2 separate regions of the Mus musculus genome follow, and region 2 is linked to region 1. Evidence: chromatin loops called from intact Hi-C (ENCODE). Cell type or tissue: heart. All regions are shown on one strand. Links, peaks and the distances in the headings refer to the core of each region. The heading gives the core; the rest is flanking DNA.

The links. Hi-C counts contacts between places; a loop is a spot of excess contacts. Peaks named below come from ENCODE experiments on the same cell type or tissue, not always from the same donor. Only the 100,000 strongest peaks of a DNase experiment are listed, where the experiment ranks them.
Region 2: it touches region 1 in a loop (3-fold over the local background); 2 of 42 quality-filtered maps call a loop at or near these places.

The regions. Positions count from the first base shown.
Region 1 is chr5:22,548,240-22,553,657 of GRCm38, forward strand. Orc5 (origin recognition complex, subunit 5) reads right to left here and starts at 2,099. Exons shown (of 14, transcript NM_011959.3): 1 at 1,953-2,099. The coding sequence starts at 2,024. 6030443J06Rik (RIKEN cDNA 6030443J06 gene) reads left to right here and starts at 2,174. Exons shown (of 3, transcript NR_102315.1): 1 at 2,174-2,233. In heart, for the core only: a CTCF peak has its summit at 2,190; a DNase peak (open chromatin) is centred at 2,142; H3K4me3 peaks cover 2,011 bases; H3K27ac peaks cover 1,637 bases.
Region 2 is chr5:23,786,999-23,792,416 of GRCm38, forward strand. Rint1 (RAD50 interactor 1) reads left to right here and starts at 713. Exons shown (of 15, transcript NM_177323.4): 1 at 713-884; 2 at 1,292-1,337. The coding sequence starts at 843. In heart, for the core only: a CTCF peak has its summit at 2,143 (motif pointing right); a DNase peak (open chromatin) is centred at 663; H3K4me3 peaks cover 1,620 bases; H3K27ac peaks cover 1,483 bases.

The DNA of each region.
Region 1 (5,418 bases), core at 144-5,143:
ATACTTTAAGTTGAACTTAAATTCAACTCAACGTGTGTCCCCTTATGGAATTATCCTATAAAATTATAAGCGACTGAGCAGCACAGATACCAGTGTCAAACAGGGTAGACTCTGATGGCTTCAAACATCTACTGGGGAGACATAAATTTTTAAAATAATTTCAGGTATCATTTCATAAGCAAAAAGGAAGCTCATGACTTTTTGTTTTTCTTTCTTTCCAAAGCTAGATGAAATCTGGAATCCCATCACACTTGTATACATCTACTCTTTGGAGCCTACTACAGTATTCCCTGCCCATACAAGCTTCCATTGCCGTGATTAATAGCATGCTCAGAGGCGTCCTGTGGAGGAAAGGGTTTACTTCAGCTTGACGGTTATAGTTCATCATGAAGGAAAGTTGGGGCAGGAATTCCAGGCAAGAACCTAGAAGCAGAAACTGAAGCAGAGGCCACGGAGGAAGGTGTCTTAATGACTTACTCAGCTTGCTTTCTTCCCTGGAGTTGTACCATTCCCAGTGGGCTGGGCCCTCCCACATCAATCATTAATCAAGAAAATGTCCTACAGACTTGCCTACTGACTATCTGTTGGAGGCATATTTGTTTTCAGTTATGTTCTCTCTTCCCACGAGGGCAAAACTAACCAGCATGCTCCCCTTTTAAACAACGTTCACATTGTCACCTAGAGTTGAAATGAACTCTGACTCCACTGTCACTTAACTTTTCCCCAACATGTGCCACAAGACTGAATCTGGCACAGTGCCACACACAGAGCCAGTGCTCAGAAAATACACACTTGCTAAACATATAAATTAGTCTTCTACGAGCATAGCTAGCTCTTTTTTCTTCTGTAGCTATTTGCTATAGTGGTTCTTTGTATTTCCCACATGCAAACTTCCTTGAAGAAAAATATTGTTTTTGTTAGATGTAGTATTAAATAAGAGCAAAGGTGAAGCCTTTTCTGGGACCCACTGCTAAATCAGCCCTACCTATCTTATTTTGCTAATAAAGTATTCCTCAAAAAAAGAGGAGTACTTTTGGTTAGAATAATCTGGGTTTATCAAGTCCAATGAAGGAATGTACAGAGCATAAACAATTATACATTTCAATAATATAGGTAACTATAACTGAAAGCATTATAACTAGGAACTACAGATGCAGCTGACCTCTAGAATTGCTAACATGACGCCTTTTAGATGGAGGGAAGTACTTTTCCATGACTATTTCATCTGCCACCACAGACGCACTGGATCCGACACTCTGCTGGATGAAAGTACATTTCTAAAGGAAGACTAAATGGCTATTTGTATTTGCTCATCTCCCAGATAAGATCCAAGTGCAATCAATTCTAATTAATGAGCACAATGCAAGGCAACTGAGAGAAATGAATGTTACTTCAGCCTGTGTTCACTTCAGAGGCTAACCTCTCCCCTCTAAATCATCTCATCTGGTCGGCAGGGAGAGAAACCCAAGCGAGACTTCTCCTGGCTTTTATAATTCTAGAAAAGCTGAAGGATTTTAAAGGCTAAACCACAGCGTTACCCTAATTGGCCTTGAAGCCAATCACCTCTCTGTATTTGACCCAATCTATACCTCACTACAACGGGCGAACTGGCGTTTAGTAAACACTCTGCAAACAGACTTCCTACCCAAACCCTGTTCTGCAGCAACTTGCAGTAGCTATTTGGGGCTCACATAATCTCCAAAGTGTGGTCCAAGTAAAAGGAGCACTTCCTAGCCGACGTCCTGTAGAGCAGGCCAGCTCTTCCTCTGCAGTCTCCTTTAAAATAGACTGAGAAGTTTCTTTGGGTAAGTGTGGGGCAGTCATACCGCACCTCCATCTTAACATAAGGGGGATAGCCTACCGCCTCGCAATCCACACAGTACTCCCCCCAAACGGAACGGATCCAGGACGCATTCGCCTCTGGCATTTGGGAAGCAGTCTGACTACAATACCTCTCCAAACAGGGACTGCAAAGTGGACACTTGGGCCTCTCGACAGAGGACCATGCTCTCCAAGTGAGACATTTTGGCGGGCACCACCTGATACTGCAGAGCAGTTGGCCTCCGGTCAGCCCTGCGCCACTCAGGCGTGGTTCACGTAGAACAACCGCAAGCTTTCCGGCCGGAAGCCTGGGCTGGGGGCGGAGCCAGCGCGGTCGAGTGACGTCAGGGAGCCGCGCGACAACGTGGGCCGCTCTAGTCTCCAGGCGGCGGTGCTCAGTGGTCGGTTACTGGTAAGTGGTTATCGCTTCCCACTCTGGCCTGAGCTTTCCAGCCTGAAACCCTTACACAAGCTGAAGGGCGACCTGGGGGCACCTCACCGCCCACCTTCTGTGTCTTCAGTTCCCTCCAGAAAGCCGCACACATAAAAGTACCGACAGAAACGAGTATTCTTTAAAAAAAAATTGGTTTTCCTCTGGCAAGAAAGTGGACAATGGGAACTCTGTGGAACTAACTAAATAAAATCATTTGTTTGTCTTTGCAAGCTTGAAACTAGATGTGGAAGTATTCGAGTGTTAGTGAGGGTAATCAGTAAAATTAACGTTGTCCTTGCACATTTATAGGACACCTGGAAGAAGAAAAGCCTTGAAATGAAAGAATGTATAGGAATAAGAAAATTCGTGTCCAAAGAGAGGGCTTTGGGTCCTGAAAAAAAAATTTGGTCTGGAAACATTGACTCAACTTTTTCTGAATTTTGAGATGTTGGGAGAATCTTTGAACCGTTTATTTATAAACTTCCTTATATAGAACATAAGGACTATAGTAGAGTATTTTTAAGAATAAAAGATAATGTACGCAGTGTCTGCTACACATAGATTTCATAAACAGTGCAAAAAGACAAGGAAAACACGGCACCCATATTAGAAAGAGGCCCATTATGTATTATTGAACAATACAACTGCCTGTGGAGGAAATCTAATTACCACACACACACACACACACTTTGGTTCCAAAGTGGTTGTACAAGTTTGAATTACTACCTGCAATGAAGAAGTATTCCCCTTACTCCACAGCCTCTACCATAAGTAGTTAGTGACAATCCTTTCCCAATCTGTAGGCTGCTGTTTGGTCCTGTTGATAGAGCCCTTTGCCTTACAGAAGCTTTTCAGTTTCATGAGGTCCCATTTATCAATATTTGATCTTAGAGCCTGAGCCACTGGTGTTCTATTCAGGACATTTTCCCTATGCCAGCGTGTTCATGGCTCTTCCCCACTTTCTCTTCTATTAGACTCAATGTATCCGGTTTTATGTTGAGATCCTTGATCCACTTGGACTTGAGGTTTGTGCAAGATGATAAATATGGATCTATTTTCATTCTTCTACATACAGACTGCCAGTTAGACCAGCACCATTTATTGAAGGTGCTTGCTTTCTTTCTTTCTTTCTTTCTTTCTTTCTTTCTTTCTTTCTTTCTTTCTTTCTTTCTTTTTCACTGTATAATTTTGGCTTCTTTTTCAAAGATCAAGTGTTCATAGGTATGTGAGTTTGTTTCTGGGTCTTTGATTCATTTACTTTGATCTGTGAGTCTGTTTTTGTATCAGTATCACACAGGTGTTTTGTATCACTGTTGCTCTTTATTACAGCCTGAGGTCAGGGACTGTGACTCTTCTGGAAGTTCTTTCATTGCTCAGGATTGTTTTGGCTCTCCTGTGGTTTTTGTTTGTTTGTTTGTTTGTTTGTTTCTTATGAAGTTGAGAATTGCTTGTTCAAGGTCTATAAAAAATTGTGTTGGAATCTGTAAATTGCCTTCGGTAGGATGGTCATTTTCACTATTTTAATCCTGCCTATCCTTGAGCATGGGAGAGTTTACATCTAACTGATATCTTCTTCAATTTCTTTCTTTAGGGTGTTGTTTCCCTATTTTTTTTCTCAGACAGTTTATCATTTGTGTAAAGGAAGTCTATTGATTTCTTTGAGCTAATTTTTTATCCAGCCACTTTGCTGAAGTTGTTGATCAGCTGTAGGAGTTCTTTGCTAGAAGTTTGGGGATTGCTTATATATACAATCATATTGAGAGGCCAAGCATACTCCATATTGGGACTGGACTTGATCTAAAAGAAAAAAAAGTTTAAGCACTTGATCTGTAGCTGAACCCAAGTACCAGGAAGGACTCCATGGCTTTTCCTTGGACATGAGTTCCTCTGGTTCCAACCCAGCTCAAACCGGTCAAGTCCAGTTCAGTCTGGTTCAAACCAGTTCATTCTGGCATCCACCGCCCACCACCAAGTCTTGCACATTCCTTTGCCCTCTTCCTCAACTCTTCATGTCCTGGGGTGTTTTCCTGATGGGGCCACGGTGGGGCTTTTGGTGTGGGAATCGAACTCGTGACCCAGTTCGCCAGCCTGTCTGCCCTCTTGATGTCGTTCCCCGCGTGGCGTCAGGTGGAGAGGGCACGGCTTGCAGTGCATCTCTTGGCACTACTGTCCTTCTTGTAGTAGAGTGTAGCGAAGGCAAAGATGTTGAGGAAGGCTCCCACCGTTAATCCTCATGCTCAACTCCTTTGAGTAATCATACTAGAGCCGTCTGGGCCCAGGTCGGGATCCCCAGCCAGGCATCCCTACCTGGGCAGTTTTGAACCCGGAGCGATGGAGGACGAGAACGCGGAGGATGACTTTACAGCAGGGCACCTTGTGGCCTGGCGCGGGAGCCAGGGTGGGGGGAGCATCATGGTACTGAGGTGCCGGACCAGCTCCAGCCAGAACCCCACTTTGGTAGCGCGGTAGTGGTCCTCCTTGCGAGGCTTCTTGATGTGCAGGTACAGCTGAACCACGCGACCTCCTCAAACTGGTTGGGGTGCATATGGATGAACTTGGTGTCCTGGGGCCCTGGTTAGTTGGGGTTGTTGTAGTTCCAAAAGATCCTTACTCACAAGGACCACAGAGACTGCCGCCATCGCAGCAAAACACATGAGGATTTTTATTGATCCAACATGTTGGGGACTCCCCTCTCAGCATGCGGGCCAGAGGAGAGACCAAGAACAAAGAAAGAACACACTTTTTATACCATTTTAAGGGGCAGATTTGAGCAACATGGTTCTCATTGGTGTAGCAAGTAACCCTTTTAGGCATTGGTTGGTTTGTATAGTGACTAAGTAACCCTTTGGCCTAGTGACTCACTTTGCTTGCCCCCATGGTGGGTTATTATGATTTGGTCAGCAAAGTAATAGTACATTTTGAACTTATGGATCAGCTATTAACGTCACAGCTATTAACATAAGGGGAATTCTCGCAACAAGATCAGGGTGGTTTGTGGTCTTTGTCAGAATTCAGTGTGGGGTAGGGGGCAGGAGAATTGCTAATCTTGTTATGGTTATTTCTCTAAGAACAGCTAATACTGTTTTGGTAGCTTCAGGCTTAATCATTTTGACCGCTAAAACTATGTTTTTACATTTATTTAGTCAGCCAGCTTCCTTATCTGG
Region 2 (5,418 bases), core at 145-5,144, 1.2 Mb after region 1:
GTCTACAGAGTGAGTTCCAAGACAGCCAGGGCTACACAGAGAAACCTTGTCTCGAAAAACCAAAAATAAATAAATAAATAAATAAATAAATAAATAAATAAATAAATAAATAAATATTAGTTACCTTTGCACGTAGACTTTTGTCTCTCTAAGACTGTGAAATATAGAAAGAGCACTTTGACACTCCTACCTAGTACCACGTGGGCCAAGTATGGAACTCCGGTGTCTTGGTGGCAAATGCTTTTATGCGCTGAGCCATTTTGAGATAGGTGTTGTTCTAGCTGATACCGAATTCACTTTATAGAGCAAGCTGGCAGGGACTAGTGGCAATCTTCCCGCCTCCGCTCCCGACTTGTGGCTCACCATCCTAAGGGTATCATGAGTATTTTCTCCTCCCCTCCTTCCTCTCCCCTCCTTGAATTCAGTGTGTAGCTGGAGTTGACTTTGAACTACTGGTTTTCCCGCCTTCACCTCCCAAACGGTGGAATTCCAAGTGTGAGACACCATGCCAGGGCCGAATTTTATTTTTAGTAACTCCAAAGAAGTGGAGAGAGCTCCTGCACAGAACTCAGCAGCCTGGGAAGCAGTAGGGCTGCCAGGTTCCCTGAGCGGCCAACATGACATCCAACCAGCAGGGGGCGCCACAGAACAGGACAGCGGCGCGCAGATATGCCTCTCTAGGCCAAGAGAACGGAACCAGAGAGTCGGTGATAGGAAGTCGAGGTGGCGCTCAACCCTGCGTCCCAGAAGGCTGGTCTGGTCGCCCAGTCTGTGTGTTCCCTAGCCGGACTCTGCAGGCCGGGCTGGCGGTGCATGGAATCCAGAATTCGTGCGGAGGCAGGATGCTTGCGGCTGACGATATCGGCGAAGTGCCGGCAGCCCCGGTGAGGCGTCCCTGGAAACCCGGGGAAGGGACGCTGGTGACCCTGCGAGGTGGCACAGACCCCACCTCCGCCCCGGGGACAGGTTACCTTGGAAGTGGTTTGGCGGTGGTTCCCACGGCCGGAAGCAGGCAAGGGAGTCCCTGGGGAGGTAGTCACAGTGCAATGTCCGATGTCCCAGAAGATGACAGTTTTGAGAGTTGGCGGGAAAGTGGCCTCGGTGCCCGGGCAGAGTAACTCGGACCCTGGGGAGGTGGTCCAGACCTCTGGGAAGGTGGCAGTAGTGTCAGGCATGCCCCTGGGAGAGGCGCCTAGGACCTCTCCGCCCGTCAGTATGGGACCTTTCGGAGCGCTGTATGAATTCCACTTACTTCAGTCTAACTTGTTTGCCACACCTGTTTTTCTGCCAGTGCTGCCCCGAGAGTGGTGACGAAACGAAGAACACAGACGTGAAAAGTAAGCAGGCTTTAAACCCTTAGTTCTTTTTGTCTAGCTGCCCTTCGAAGCTCGCCTTTTCAGAGTCTGCAAAAGAGTTTCTTAGTCTGCTATCTTTTCAATGGAGTATTCTTTCTGTACAATGTTTAAACAGTAATAAATATTAGTTATCTTTGCACGTGGACTTTTGTCTCTCTAAGACTGTGAAATATAGAAAGAGCACATTGACGCTCCTTCCTAGGACAGTGACTGGTTTGGCTTCACTGGGACCTGCCATTTTAATGAACTGTCAGCTCGTTATCAGGTATTTAGAGGGGTTATGCTGGTCACTGTTACTGGGTTCTAGGAAGAGGTTTGATAATAGGTTAATTGTACTTTTGCCTTCAGTGAGTAAGTAATTACAGTTTGCTGCAGGTAGCCCACACCTTAGGTCCCAGGGCTTGGTCTGGGTAGGTGACATGGAAAAGACCCAGTACCTAGGACAGGAAACTATGTCAGACTCCTGGATATTTGTTATTTCACTTGAGATAAGCGTAGCAGGTTATTAGGAATCCAGCACCCTGAAGGGGCTGTTTTTGTTTCTCTCTCTCTCTCTCTCTCTCTCAATCTCTCTCTCTCTCTCTCTCTCTTTAACCAAGGTGGAGCGTAACCCAGGTTCGCCCCAGACTTTTGTGTGACTAAGGATGACCTTGGACTCCAGATCCACAGTCTTCTATTTCACAGATGTCACATGCCCAACCTCTTTAGGAGCTTTTGAAGTATTTTTTAAAGATTTATTTATTATTATATCTATGTACACTGTAGCTGTCTTCAGACACACCACAAGAGGGCGTCAAATCTCATCATGGGTGATGGTGAGCCAGCATGTGGTCGATGGGACCTGAACTCAGGACCTTTGGAAGAGCAGTCAGTGCTCTTAACCTCTGAGCCATCTCTCCAGCCTGAAGTATTTTTTAAAAAGCCCTTATGTTAACAGTTAAGCTCAGTGACCTTGACAGTAAGAGAAAGGGTGCCCACATTTCCATGTGGCTCCCAGGAGGAAGTTTGCTCTTACTGTTGGCTTCTGATAAGCTTGAAAGATGGCTTGGTGCTTAAGAGTGCTTGCTGCTGTTACAGGGGACCTGGGTTCAGTTCCTGGAACCCACGTGACAGCTCAGTACTTCAGTCTTAGAAGTCTAAATGTACAGTCCTGCCATCCCAGGGCTCTTGCTCACACATGGTACACATAAACTCACGGAAGCAAACACCTGTGCACATAAATCAAATGAACAAATCCTTAAACAAATAAATAATAATTAAAAAAAATAAAACAAAACAAAACCCAAAGCCTGAAGTGGCCTGGGAAGTTAAAGTGCCAGAGCTCTTTCTTGCCTAGAACTTTGGGAGCCCTGGGTTTGAACTTGAGCCCTACACCACCAAACAAACAAAGCAGCAGACAGAATGGGCTTAGCAGTTAAGAGAATTTGATATTCTTCAGAGGAGCTGACTTCACCTACAGTGTGGCTAACAACTGCTTGTAACTATAGTTCTAGGAGATTCAATGCTCTCTTCTGGCCTCTATGTACGTTGACTAATGTGGTAAACAGACATACATATAACACCTACACACATAAAATCTCAAAAGTTTAGGAAATACCTGCCAGCCCATTTGTAAACCAAAAGGGGAAAAGCAGAACAAAACAAAACAACAAACAAACAAACAAGGAAACAAACCAAAAAATGCAAACAAACTTTCTCTACTTTTGTCTGCCCAGATGCCTTGACTCTTGACATCAGCCGAATTGTCATTTTAGAGCGTCAGGTGCAAACTACTTCGTTAAGGACTTTGTCCGTGTCTTCAGTGGCTCAGTTAACTGCTGTGCGACAGTGTGCAGGCTCTTTATAAAAAATGAAAGGGAAGAGACATAAAAATCTGCCAAGCCAGGTGTGGCTCACTTCTGAAATCCCAGCCCTTAGGAGGCTGAGGCAGGAGGATTACCATGATATGGAGATCAGGTTAGGTCACAGAATTATAGTGTATCTAAAATATTGTACACAAATATTAGTGTATTTGGTTTTTAGCTCTTTTTTTTTAAAGTTATGGGCAAGAATAGTGAAGCCTAGACTTGTGCTTTTAAAATTTAGATGTCTGTGACTATGCATGTCTGGTGCCACGGAAGGCCAGAAGAGGGCTTCAGCTTCAGCCTACTTGGAACTGGAACTACAGACGGTTCTAGGCTACTCACATATGAGCTCTGGGAATCCAACCCTGGTCCTCTACAAAATCGACAAGAGCTGTTATTTCTCCAGCCTGTCTTAAGAAACAACAGATAAGGGCTGGAGAGGTGGCTCAGCGGTTAAGAGCACTGACTGCTCTTCCAGGGGTCATGAGTTCAAATCCCAGCAACCACATGGTGGCTCACAACCATCTGATGCCCTCACAACCATCTGATGCCCTCTTCTGGTATGTCTAAAGACAGCTACAGGGTACTTATATATAATCAATCAGTCAATCGATCAATCTTTAAAAAAAAAAAGAAACAACAGATAAAATTAAGTATGATGGTGCATGACTGTAATCCCAGCACCCAAGAGGTGGAGGCAGGAGGATTAGAAATTGACATTAAAGTCATCCTTGACTACCACATGGCAAGTTTGAGACCAGCTTGGGATACATGAGATCTTTCTCAAAAGCAAATGAACAGACAGAAATAGGTAATAAAAAATCTCTGTATAGTTTTGAAGGATCTCACATGCTTCAGAATGTAGTACGCACCTTTAAATAGTTACATGTGGTGCGTGTGGGTTTTGTTTCAAGTGAAGGTAGCATTAGCCGCCTCAGATACAGAGCTCAAGTCTGTGGATACACACCACAACTTACTGGCTTTATGGATGATTCTAAAGATTATCTTCTTATCAGGACGTGAGTGCAGTTGGATTATTCTGTGTTTTGAGACACTGTGTCTTGTGTACCCCAGGCTGGTTTTAAACTTTCTATGTAGCTGAAGATGACCCTGAACTTCCCATCTATGTCAGATATTATTAAAATTTAGATACAGAAAAACCAATTCTGTTAATATATAAAGTAGACAATAGAGTTTTGGTCTGAAAGCATGAACTTTAGTTTCATTTTTTAATCTTTATAGGCTGAGGCAGGCATTATTATTTATTTAGTAGTTTGGAAGTTGAGACTTAGCCTTGTTTTATTTCTCCTACCAGTGGCCTCTTGCTCTTCATGTCTGCAAACAATCTTCTAATTCTTCTTTCTAAATAAAGTTTTTTATTTCATTTTATTTTTGTGTATGTGTGTGTGTGTTTGCATGCCATAGTGTATGTGTGGAGATCAGAGGACTTGTGAGTTAGCTCTGGTCTTCCACCATGTGTGTCTTGAGCTCAGACTTAGGACATCAGCCGTGATGGAAAGTGCCTTTACCTGCTGAGCCATGTTGCTGGCCAGTGTGTCTTTATTGATTCATTATTTTTGTAGAACTGAGAATTAAATGTGGGTTTTTGCTTAGGGTGGGTAAGCACACTATCACTGAGCTACACCCTCAGCACCAAAATATTTTAATTCATGTAAATTAAATAGAACAAAGGGAAAAGAATGTTTTCTGGAGCAAGGAGAAGAGAGAGAAGGAATACCCAGCAGCAGACAGATGGTATGCATTTGTTTTACACTTTGTGTCTGTGTGTGTACACATGTGTGTGTGTGTGCACATCTCAGGACACACAGTTTGCAGAAGTTGTTTCTACACTGCGAGTTCCAGGGGTTGAATTCAGGGCATCAGGCTTTTCAGCAACTCCTGTACCAAATGAGCCATCCTGCTGGCCTTGTAGTGTTTCTGTTGTTTGGTTTGTATGTATGTATGTATGAATGTATGTATGTATGTATGTATGTATGTATGTATGTATGTATGTATGTATGTATTGTGTGTGGGGGTGTGTGCCTGCCATGGCGTGATTGTGGAGATGAAAAGACAACTTTGTGAAGTCAATTCTGATTTATATTTATTTTTATTTAACCCTTTATATGGGTTCTGGATGAAATCAGGTTGTACTATTTGAAATGCACTTTGCCTGCTGAGCCATCTCTTTGGCCCTGTAACTAGTGTTTTTGTAGGGA